Regions from separate parts of the Homo sapiens genome. Here region 1 is linked to region 2. Evidence: chromatin contacts called from ENCODE Hi-C or POLR2A ChIA-PET data. All regions are on one chromosome and are shown on one strand. Each heading gives the region's core, a stretch centred on a gene start or an enhancer-like site at or near the end of the contact. The rest is flanking DNA. Distances are from core to core; before and after follow the strand shown. Region 1 has its middle 26 kb from the start of LINC02693. Region 2 has its middle 25 kb from the start of LINC01563.

Region 1 (5,452 bases), core at 765-3,264, 430 kb after region 2:
TGCATTTGGATGTTAGAAATGCTCTTCCTGGCTGGGCATAGTGGCTCATGCCTGTAATCCCAGCACTTTGGGAGGCCAAGGCAGGCAGATCATGAGGTCAGGAGAGCGAGACAATCCTGGCTAACATGGTGAAACGCCATCTCTACTAAAAATAAAAAAAATTAGCCAGACGTGGTGGCGGGCACCTGTAGTCCCAGCTACTCGGGAGGCTGAGGCAGGAGAATGGCGTGAACCCAGGAGGTGGAGCTTGCAGTGAGCTGAGATCGCGCCACTGCACTCCAGCCTGGGTGACAGAGCGAGACTCCGTCTCAAAAAAAAAAAAAAGACAAATGCTCTTCCTGACTTTTCAGAGCTGACTGAAGCCCCCGTTTCTTGGCCTGTGTCTTTTCCTTGCCTTGGGGTCCACATTAACCAACTATATTCAATCAACAAGCTTAACACTGAGAATCAAGAGAAGCCCAGGATCTGGGGAGCCCGGGACCCCCTTCATCATCCACTGTGCTTGGGATGGGGCTCCTCTTGTTCTCCTGCCCCAAAGGAGCTGGCACACCAAGCGATGCTTCCAATTGTCCACTGCCTTTATGGGAAGGGACAGCGGTCTCTCCTTGGTGCCAGTGTTAGAAGGAAGAATTGATGCTCACTCGGTCCTGCTGTGTGTGGGAGTCTCCTCTGCACCCCACCCTATCTTGTCACTCGTCACCACTGGGTTGAGCAATACCAGACTTTGTTTCCAGGCTTTGTTTCCTGGCCCTTGACAATAAACAGAACAGTGTCCCTCAGCCTTTCACACCACATAGACCCCTCAGGATGAGGGGCTGCTCAAGCAGCTCCCACTGATGCTGGGCCTTGGGAAGAGGGGGCCAGTGGGGAGGGCCCTCCCCTGAGCTGAGAGGTCCCTTTATAAAGGCAAGTCCAAGCCCCAGAGATTTGGGGGTCAGCAGGGGAGAGAGCAGGGCTGAAGGCGTAGAGGGGGCACCCTGCACTTTATACCTGGGGCAATGCAACAACAAAGGTGCCAGGTATGTGGACACACACCTAGAGGAAGAGTGCTGTGCACCCTCAAAGCCTGGTCTGAGGATCAGCAAACCAGCCCCTCTGGGAAGGTTGTTGGAAAGGCCAACTCTCAAGCCCCTCCCCACCCCTGATGCACCAGAACCTTCAGTCTGACCTAGCCCTGGGTGACTCCCCTGCTCCCGAGGTCTGGGACGAGCTGCCTGCAGCACTGGCTCTCAATCTGCCTGATTGTCAGCACCATCTGGAGAGCCAGAGAAATTCTGAAAAGACAGATCTCTGGGCGCTTCCATCCCTGGGATTGTGACTCAGTAAGTAAGGGGTGAAGCACAATAATTCATATCTATGTTTTTAAAGCTCCTCCAGCATTCTGGATGCTTAGCCAGCCTGGGGACCCTCTCTCTGCTCTTCGGGTATCTTACAGGTAAGAAAGATGTCATTGTAAGCTTTTACCCTTGGAAACACATTCATTCCAAACATATCAAAAGAACTTATTAGGCCGTGTGTGGTGGCTTATGCCTGTAATCCCAGAGCTTTGGGAGGCCCAGGTGGGCGGATCGCTTGAGCCCAGGAATTTGAGAACAGCCTGGACCTCCTTGACTTCTGGGGAGTTTATGAGGGACCTGGACACTGTCAGAGTGGTTTTTTGTTTCCCTTTGTGTACAGTTTTGAGTTCATTGTTTATGTATTAGGGTTTGGAATAGGATCATATAAATATTTCAGGTCCTAAAATAGCTGTGACAGTGTCACTAATCTGCCCCTGAGCTGAACATCCACCCCTCCGCCGCCATTTAATCCTCCAGTCATGTGAGGGAGGATGGGAGTCTGTGTGAACGTCATTCTCACTCGCCTTCAAAGATCATATCTGCCTGTCTCATCTGTCAAGAACGTAGAGTTTGTTGTGATGGTGTATTCAAAATAGACGAAACGTGTGGTCATTGTACTTGGCAAACAGCTTTTCACGTCAGGATGTTTCTGCCCCCGGCTCAGGGCTGGTCCGACTGTGTGAAGAATGTGGCTCAGTGCAGGTGCCCAGTCTGCCACCCTCAGTCCCGCAGCTGCAGTGTTAGAATAACTGTGCTGTGGGCACCCAGCGTTGGTGACATGGGGAATGTGGAATAATGAATACTTAATTCACATGTGCTTATAGAAAAAACTTTATACAATAAAAATAACCAATTGTTATATTTACATCTTTTTCTGTCACTATATATAAAAGGAATCAAGAATTTTCATGCAGCTTCCGGGTATTCTTGAGACTGGTATATCATTTCTTTTTGAAAAGTGCATTATTGCATAACACCACCTAGATAAATATATTTTTATGTATTTATAAGTATATTTTAGCTCAAAAATATCAATAGTATACATAGCTTATAGCACAGTTTGGGAAATGCTGATGTATATGGTAATAATGCGTTGTTTGGGATGATTTAAAATTATATCAGGATATTAGGAGCCCAATATAGTGATCCAGATTGAGATCCTCTTGTCTAGTATTCTTTAAAATGGCAAAACATCAAATCTAGAAAATAGATAAGAAATGAATTTTAAGATAAAAGTACAACAGATTTTCTATTTTTACAAAAATCATTATTGATTTTCAAAAATATATTTTAGAATTCAAGCTGTTAATTTAAAAAGTGCTTATTTCATCATATAACGAACAAAACTGGATATAAGAAAAAACGCCTCGTCTTGCTGTCTCCAAATCTTGCAGCTTTTCAAAGTTTCAGAATTTTGTAAAATATTTTGAATAGCCCAGACTTTCTGAAAATCGGCGTAGCCTTTCAAAGTATTAGAATTGAGAAGCTTTTAAATGCCAATCTTATTTTATAAAGTGTTGACTTTTCACTGTAGACTAATAGCGAACAGTTTGTAAAGAAATGTAAATAAAAAATGTAAATAAATAAAATAGGCTTATTAGTTTTCAAAAAATTTATTTAAAAGGAAGGGGCAATGTTGATTGGAGTGAGGAAGTATTTGAAAATGTATTTTGTGAAAGAAATCAACGCACACGCACACACACATGCCTCAAAAGCGAAACTCCAACAATGCAGCTGCTGTTCCTTTGCAGCAATATTTATCTCACCTTGAGTGAGTGAGGGCCATGCTGCTTGGAAGCGTAATAACTTAAACACCTTGCCTATGTCTAGGGATTAAAAACTAAGCTCTACTCAGCTCATGTAATGCCCCTGACCTCCACCAGAGAGAGATTCTTGGTTATTCCTTGTGGGCAAATATGTCCATGGATCAGTGGATCAGGGACTGTTGAATCAGATATGTCTCCCTCTCTACATGTCACGGTTTGTAGAGATCAAAAATTTCCCTGAAAACACCCAGGTTTATGAAGCCAGGTGATCAGCCAGTTCTGAGGCCTAACTAGGGAGGCCAGAATCCTGCTTGCAGGACAGGGCTGGGTTGGGGATGTCTGTGGTGATGTCATCTCCAGCTGTGAGCTCCAGGGCAATGCTGTCTGGGATGAAGGTCTGGGGCACCCTGAGCTCCTGGAGAAACGGGTGCAGTTAAGAGCTCTATGAAGATTGTATGTGGTGGCAACGCTGCTGGGATACCCCGTGGGTAGCCTAGAGAAGAAGTACTGTGTCCCATTGCAGGTGAAGGTGAATTAAGGCAGAGAGGCTATTGAAATAGGCACTGAACAGAACATGATAGCCGAATCTATAACAGCAAAATATTTACCAGTTGTTGATTGGATGGGGTCAGTAAGTTCCATAATACTGGGTGTTGGGTATGGGGTCTTAATGAAAGGATTACAATGTTAAGGTTGTAGTAATCCACTGTGAAGCACCATTTATTTTTTTCCAGGCTTAAGCACAGGCAAGACTGAGCTGTCAAATGGAGAAGCAGTAGAGAGAATCACCCTTTTATTAATTAGGTTTTATATATTAAGTTTTAAACTTGAAGGTCCTGTACATCTGAATTGTGTCTCTCCCAAAATTACATACTGAAGCCCTTACCCCAGTACCTCAGAATGTGCCTGAATTTACAGATACAGCCTTTAAAGGGAGTGGTTAAGTTAAAGTGAGACCATTAAGGTGGGCCCTAATCCAACATGACAGGTGTCGCTATAAAAGAAGAAATCTGGAGACATAAAGAGACCTCAGTGCTGGGTGTGCTCATAGGAAAGGTCATCCCAGGTCGGGAGAGAGGCCTCAGAGAAACCAAATACCCCGCACCTTGGTCTTGGAATTCCAGCCTCCAGAACAGTGAGAAAATAAATTTCTATTGTTAAAGTCACCCAGTGTCTGGTAGCCCTAGCAGACTAACACATCTTGCTATAACTTACGTAGAGTCATATTAACTATTTTAACTGGGGACCTGCAAGGTCCAATTTACCTCATAATTATAGCAATATTAACTATTTTTACTGGGGACCTCCAAGGTCCAAGCCAATTTGTAGGTGCCAAAGACTTAATTGAATCATACATATTACTCATTGTGTTAGAGCATGTTTTAGGGCAATGAGTATTATGCTTATGAGAAATTTAGGCAAAGCTACAGTTAAAATAAAGCATGGCTATTTTTCCTCTATAGTTATTTTGCCAGGATCACAGGCATTGCAGTGTTTAAATTTAGTGAGATTCCCAGGTATAACTGTAATTTGAGTCCCAGCATTGACTAAGTTCATGAAGCTTTGTCAATTGGTGCATTTGTTAATCTGGAGCCCATGCTGCACAGGCACAAAAGCCAATCACGGCCCCTTTTATCTCTTTGTTATATAAATCCTTATAGTAAATTTTGTGTTTCCAATTGGGTCAAGTTATGGACCTTTGTTTTATTACATATTTATGTTACTGGGAAGGGGCACTGTTCCAGACCCCAAGAGAGAATTCTTGGATCTCGTGCAAGAAAGAATTCGAGGCAAATCCATAAAGTGAAAGCAAGTTTATTAGAGAAAGTAAAGGAATAAAACAATGGCGACTCCAGTGGCCAAGCACGGTGGCTCATACCTGTAATCCCAGCACTTTGGGAGGCTGAGGAGGCAGGCGGATCACCTGAAGTTGGGAGTTTGAGACCAGCCTGATCAACATGGAGAAACCCCGTCTCTACCAAAAATATTAAAATTAGCTGGGTGTGGTGGCAGGCACCTGTATTCCCAGCTACTCAGGAGTCTGAGGCAGGAGAAGCACTTGAACCCAGGAGATGGAGGCTGCAGTGAGCTGAGATCGCACCATTGCACTCCAGCCTGGGCAACAAGAGTGAAACTCTGTCTCAATAATAATAATAACAATAATAATAAAAGAATGGCCACTCCATAGGCAGAGCAGTGGAATGGGGTGCTCAACTGCTTGTACTTATTGTTACTTTTTGCTTATATACCAAACAAGGGGTGTATTATCCATGAGTTTTCCAGGAAAGGTGTGGGCAATTCCTGGAATTGAGTGTTCCTCCCCCTTTTAGACGGTATAGGATAACTTCC
Region 2 (5,293 bases), core at 67-2,566:
GCAGAGGGAGGAGAACATGAAAATAAGTTAAACAGCAAGATTAGGTACACTTGGATGGGTAGAAACCAGAGGGAGAATGGTGAGACACGATGCTGGAAGGCTGATAAGAAACAGATCAGGAAGAGCCTTGTGGGCCAATCATAATACTGAGCATCAATAACAATAGCACGCATTCTGTTGTTCTTAGTATTCTAAGCACTTTTCATAAGCACACATTTAACCACTCAACAACCCTGAGAGATAGGTAATATGATGGTTTTTTTTTTTCTGAGACAGTCTTGCTCTGTCGCCCAGACTGGAGTGCAGTGGCGTGATCTTGGCTCACTGCTACCTCTCCTGGGTTCAAGCCATTCTCCTGTCTCAGCCTCCCAAGTAGCTGGGATTACAGGCGAGCGCCACCACTCCCGGCTAATTTTTTTTTTTCAGTAGAGACGGAGTTTTGCCACATTGGCCAGGCTGCGATTATTTCATTTTATGGATGAGTTAAACTGGTTAAATACTTTCTTCAGGCTCACACTGCTAGTAAGAGGCAGAAATGTGATTTGTGCCCAGGAAGTCTGGCCCCAGAACCTGCTCCCTTAACTGCATATTACTAATCAAAGGAGTGTGCACTTCAGCCTGAAGGTGAAAGTGAGTGATTTCCTAGAATATGAAATTTGATTAAAACAAAAGTAGAGAATTTCACTAAAACCTTCTGGCCTGATTTTGGATACCTTGGGAAATACAAACTCAAGAATGAAATGTTACATCCTTTTTTTAAGGTATACTATACATATGATTGTAACTCATGCCTGTAATCCCAACATTTTGGGAGGCCGTGGCGGGAGGATCACTTGAGGCCAGGAGTTTGAGACCAGCCCGGCCAACATAGTGAAACCCTGTCTCCACTAAAAATACAAAAATTAGCCGGGAGTGGTGGCTCACGCCTGTAGTCCCAGCTACTCAGGAGGCTGACGCAGGAGAATCACTTGAACCCGGGAGGCAGAGATGGCAGTGAGCCGAGATCGCACCACTGCACTCCAGCCTGGGCGACGGAGCGAAACTCCATCTCAAAAAACAACAAAACATCAATCTTAAGAGTACAAACTTACGAGTTTTATACATGTGCACACCCATATAATCATTACTCGAATATCACAGACATGATGTTGGGTGAAAGAAGCCAGATGCAAAGCGTACCCCTTCATGAAGTCCAGGAACTGGTGATGGAGGTGCTAGAGGACAGAAGAGTGGTTATCTGGGGCTAGGCATAGTGACTGGGAGAAGGGCATGAGAGAGCCTCGGGGTGTGGAAACCGGCTTTTCGGGTCTGCAAGGGTCGCTGGGAAGTGTAGTCTTTTGTTGGGGGCGGAATGAGCTGCTAAAAGGCAGGGTCCTTTTACACCAACGTTGATAGAGATCGATATTTATTCCTGCTACACTGACAAAAAGGAATTGTACACGAAGAAAAAAGGCAGACATTTAGAGAAGAGGAATTAACGGGCAGGTTCATAGGAGGGCTGCTAGAATCTATCAATCTCACACTACCGTTTCCTTTTTCTTTTTTTTTTTCTTTTTCTTTTTGGACCTTGCGTCTTTTCGCGCCAAAGTCCTAGAGACAGAGCCTGATTGGCCCAGCCACGACCTGTGCCCATCCATTGGTGGAGACCTCTTGATTAACAATCTTTCAAATTTCCGGAGCGACCGAGGGACTGACTGACAGCCTCGGGAGCTTACGCGCATCCCTGAAGCGGGCGCCAGCAAGTCCTTGGGGAAAACGCTGCCTGTACCCAAACCATAACCACGCGCTTGTCCCCTGCGAAGTGCTTCCCGAAAGACCCCCAAGGCAATTTTAAAGTTGCGGACACCTGAACCTGCTCCAGAGCTGGCTGGAAGCAGGAGCTGCCTCCCCAGGATGGGGCAGAATTTGCATCTCTCCACTTTCAATTTAAGGTGAACAAAGCAGAAAAGCAAGTAACTTATCACGATCAAAATGCAACATCTGATTCCCTTACACCTACCAGGAGGACAGTGCCTATTCCACACAGAGCCAGAAACCTGGAGAGAGGAAACAAAGAATGTAAGTGAATTCTAGGCAGCAAGCATTTTTCCATCCCTCAGCTAAGAGCCCTGCCACCACCTGTCCGTCTTCAGTAATACACTGGTTGACACTTTTTGAGACCCCAATATAGCGCTGAGCACTGCCCAACCTAAAAATGACTATTATTTTCCAGTCACTTTTTTTTTTTTTTTTTTTTTTTTTTTTGGCAGAGTCTTGCTCTGTTGTCCACGCTGGAGTGCAGTGGCGTGATCTCGGGATCTCGGCTCACTGCAACCTCCACCCCCCCGGGTTCAAGCGATTCTCCTGCCTCAGCCTCCCGAGTAGCTGGGATCACAAACTCGCGCCACCACGCCTGGCTAATTTTTGTATTTTTAGTAGAGACGGGGTTTCACCATGTTGGTCAGGCTGGTCTCAAACTCATGACGTCATGATCCACCCGCCTGGGCCTCCCAAAGTGCTAGGATTACAGGCGTAAGCCACTGCGTCCGGCCTAATTTTTTGTATTTTTAGTAGAGACAGAGTTTCACTATGTTGGCCAGGCTGGTCTCGAACTCCTCAGGTGAGCCGTCTGCCTCGGCCTCCCAAAGTGCTGGGATTACAAGCCTGAGCCACTGCGCCAGGCCCAGAGTCACTTTATAGATAAAAAGCCCTATAACTTCAAAGATCAATACCTAAATTACAAGGGGAAATTAAGTATTCATAAACAGATTAAAATATGCTTTAAAGTTCCATGTAACCATAACCTTTCTTCAAAAGGTTATTAATGCTTAATCTGTGCCAAAAAGTCACATTGAATATACATAGAATTTATGTTCTTTGTAGCAAGATTCAGGGTGGTTTGGATAATTAAGACGAATATGTGAGTAATTGTTCCTGAAGGCTCCATGTGTTTGGAGCTATAAGAATATTCCACATTCTGAGAATGTGGAAATTACTTTCAGTCTGGGAAAGGAGGCAGGGTTAGGGAAGCCTTCATGCAGGAGGTGGTATGACAACATCATCACTTCCTCAGTATTTCTGTATTGCAGTCAATAAATGTCTGTATGAAAAGCACATAGCACCGTGGCAACAAACTAGATACAGCTCTTGCCCTCTAGAAAAAGGGGGAACATACTCCACCAAAGATGAGGTACAGTGTGTGCCAAACAATGTGCCTATACTTCCTGCTGAATTACAGTTATTTTATTTATTTATTTATTTTGAGATGGAGTTTTGCTCTTGTTGCCTAGGCTGGAGTGCAATGGCACGATCTCGGCTCACTGCAACCTCCGCCTCCCGGATTCAAGTGATGCTCCTGCCTCAGCCTCCCAAGTAGCTGGGATTACAGGCATGTGCCACCACGCCCGGCTAATTCTGTATTTTTGGTAGAGATGGGGTTTCTCCATGTTAGGCTGGTCTCGAACTCCCAACCTCAGGTGATCTGCCCACCTCAGCCGCCCAAAGTGCTGGGATTACAGGTGTGAGCCACCGCGCCCAGCCTACACTTTTTTTTGGTTGTGGTTTTTTTTTTTTTTTTTTTTTTTTTTCTTGGAGACAGAGTCTCGCGCTGTCCCAGGCTGGAGTGCAGTGGCGTCAGCTCTGCAACCTGCACCTCCTGGGTTCAAGCAATTATCCTGCCTCCCAGATTCAAGCAGTTCTCCTGCCTCAGCCTCCCGAGTAGCTGGGACTACAGGTGCACGCTGCCAAGCCCGGCTTATTTTTTGTATTTTTTAGTGGATACCGGGTTTCACTGTGTTGCCCAGGCTGTTCTCGAACTCCTGAGGTCAGGCAATCTGCCTGCCTCGGCCTCCCAAAGTGCTAGGATTACAGGCGTGAGACACCACGCCCGGCTCAGTTATTTTTTATTTATTTATTTTTTTGAGATGGAGTCTCACTCTGTCGCCCAGGCTGGAGTGCGGTGGCGCGATCTCGGCTCACTGCAGGCTCTGCCTGCCGGTTTCACGCCATTCTCCTGCCGCAGCCTCCCGAGTAGCTGGGACTACAGGCGCCCGCCACCACGCCCGGCTAATTTTTTGTATTTTTAGTAGAGACGGGGTTTCACCGTGTTAGCCAGGATGGTCTCCATCTCCTGACCTCGTGATCCGCCCGCCTTGGCCTCCCGAAGTGCTGGGTCAGTTATTTTTAACCTGTGTATTTGACCTCACTCACTAGAGCCCTGACAAAATGGTTGCTTGGGGAAAGCTATTTTTGGAAAACTTCTCCAACTATAACTCATAAGGTGTAAAACTGTCACATTTGTCCAGAACGTAATCTAAGGAAACTGTCATACAGTTCCCAAGGACATTTTCCTTTACCAGAGGCCCCTTTCAAGGTACGGCTATTGGATTACTCCAGTTGCCACCCTTGTCTTAAAGGAAAAACTCAGCTGAATTAAATTTAGCAGAGTTTATTTGAACAAGAACGATTGGCAAATCAGGTAGCCTCAGCCAGAGTAGGCTCAGGGACTCCAGTACAGCCATGTGGTGGAAGAAGATTTACAGACAGAAAAAGGAAAGTGAGGTATGGAAAATGGAAGTGAGGTACAGAAACAGCGGATTGGTTACAGCTCAGCATTTACCTTACTTGAACAGAGTTTGAACAGTAGGCCACCTTTGCATTGGCCAAAATGCAGTGACTGACACAAGAGTAGGCTACAGTCTGCTTACAACTTCATTTAGGTTATAGTTCACAATGTGCAGAGAGACCTTTAGGCCAAACTTAAAATACGTAAGGAGGCAGCTTTAGGCTAAACTTGATTTAACACTTGCAAATATACAAATATGTTCTGGTAATGATTTGCATGTTTTCTCACAGGGTAAAAGGCATTTCCGTGCAGAAAAGCAACAGCCTTAGGAGTAAGTAAAATTCCCTTAACCAATCAGTATATAAAATGTGGCCCATTCTCCAACATTTACAATGTGTTCATCATTTGTAGTTACCTGGGTTAATAAAACAGATAAATGCAGCCAGTTGTGATGGCTCACGCCTGTAATCCCAGCACTTTGGGAGGCCAAGGCAGGCAGATCACTTGAGGTCAGGAGTTTGAGACCACCCTGGCCAACATGGTGAAACCCCATCTCTACTAAAAATACAAAAATTAGCTGGGAGTGGTGGTGCATGCCTGTAGCCCCAACTAGTTGGTAGGCTGAGGCGGGAGGATAGCTTGAACCCAGGAAGCAGAGGTTGCAGCGAGCCGAGATCACTCCACTTCACTCCTGCCTGGGCGATAGAGCAAGACCCTGTCTCAAAACAAGACAAAACACAACAAAATAAA

What was found. Hi-C counts contacts between places; a loop is a spot of excess contacts on that map. ChIA-PET counts read pairs that join two places held with the same protein, here RNA polymerase II (POLR2A). Pooled maps may share reads with other maps.
Region 1: a loop to region 2 is called in a map of body of pancreas, with 2.5 times the contacts of the local background. The contact joins two enhancer-like sites. A Hi-C loop is called at or near these places in 42 of 168 maps with a recorded cell type or tissue (A673, B cell, CD14-positive monocyte and 25 more), 29 of 37 single-sample maps with no recorded cell type and 35 of 50 pooled maps. POLR2A ChIA-PET finds 5 or more read pairs at or near these places in 5 of 52 experiments (CD4-positive, alpha-beta T cell, CD8-positive, alpha-beta memory T cell, HEK293T and 2 more).

Annotation. Positions count from the first base shown.
Region 1 is chr17:21,522,462-21,527,913 of GRCh38, forward strand. No RefSeq gene overlaps it. Among named protein-coding and RNA genes, the nearest start is that of LINC02693, 26 kb to the right of the region's middle. RefSeq lists an enhancer at 1-317. Within about 2 kb of position 2,015, at least 3 of the 41 ENCODE cell types and tissues checked have a DNase peak (open chromatin) inside an H3K27ac peak, as active enhancers do.
Region 2 is chr17:21,097,780-21,103,072 of GRCh38, forward strand. No RefSeq gene overlaps it. Among named protein-coding and RNA genes, the nearest start is that of LINC01563, 25 kb to the left of the region's middle. RefSeq lists enhancers at 1,081-1,697, 1,497-1,791, 1,698-2,315, 1,710-1,919 and a silencer at 1,497-1,791. Within about 2 kb of position 1,317, at least 7 of the 41 ENCODE cell types and tissues checked have a DNase peak (open chromatin) inside an H3K27ac peak, as active enhancers do.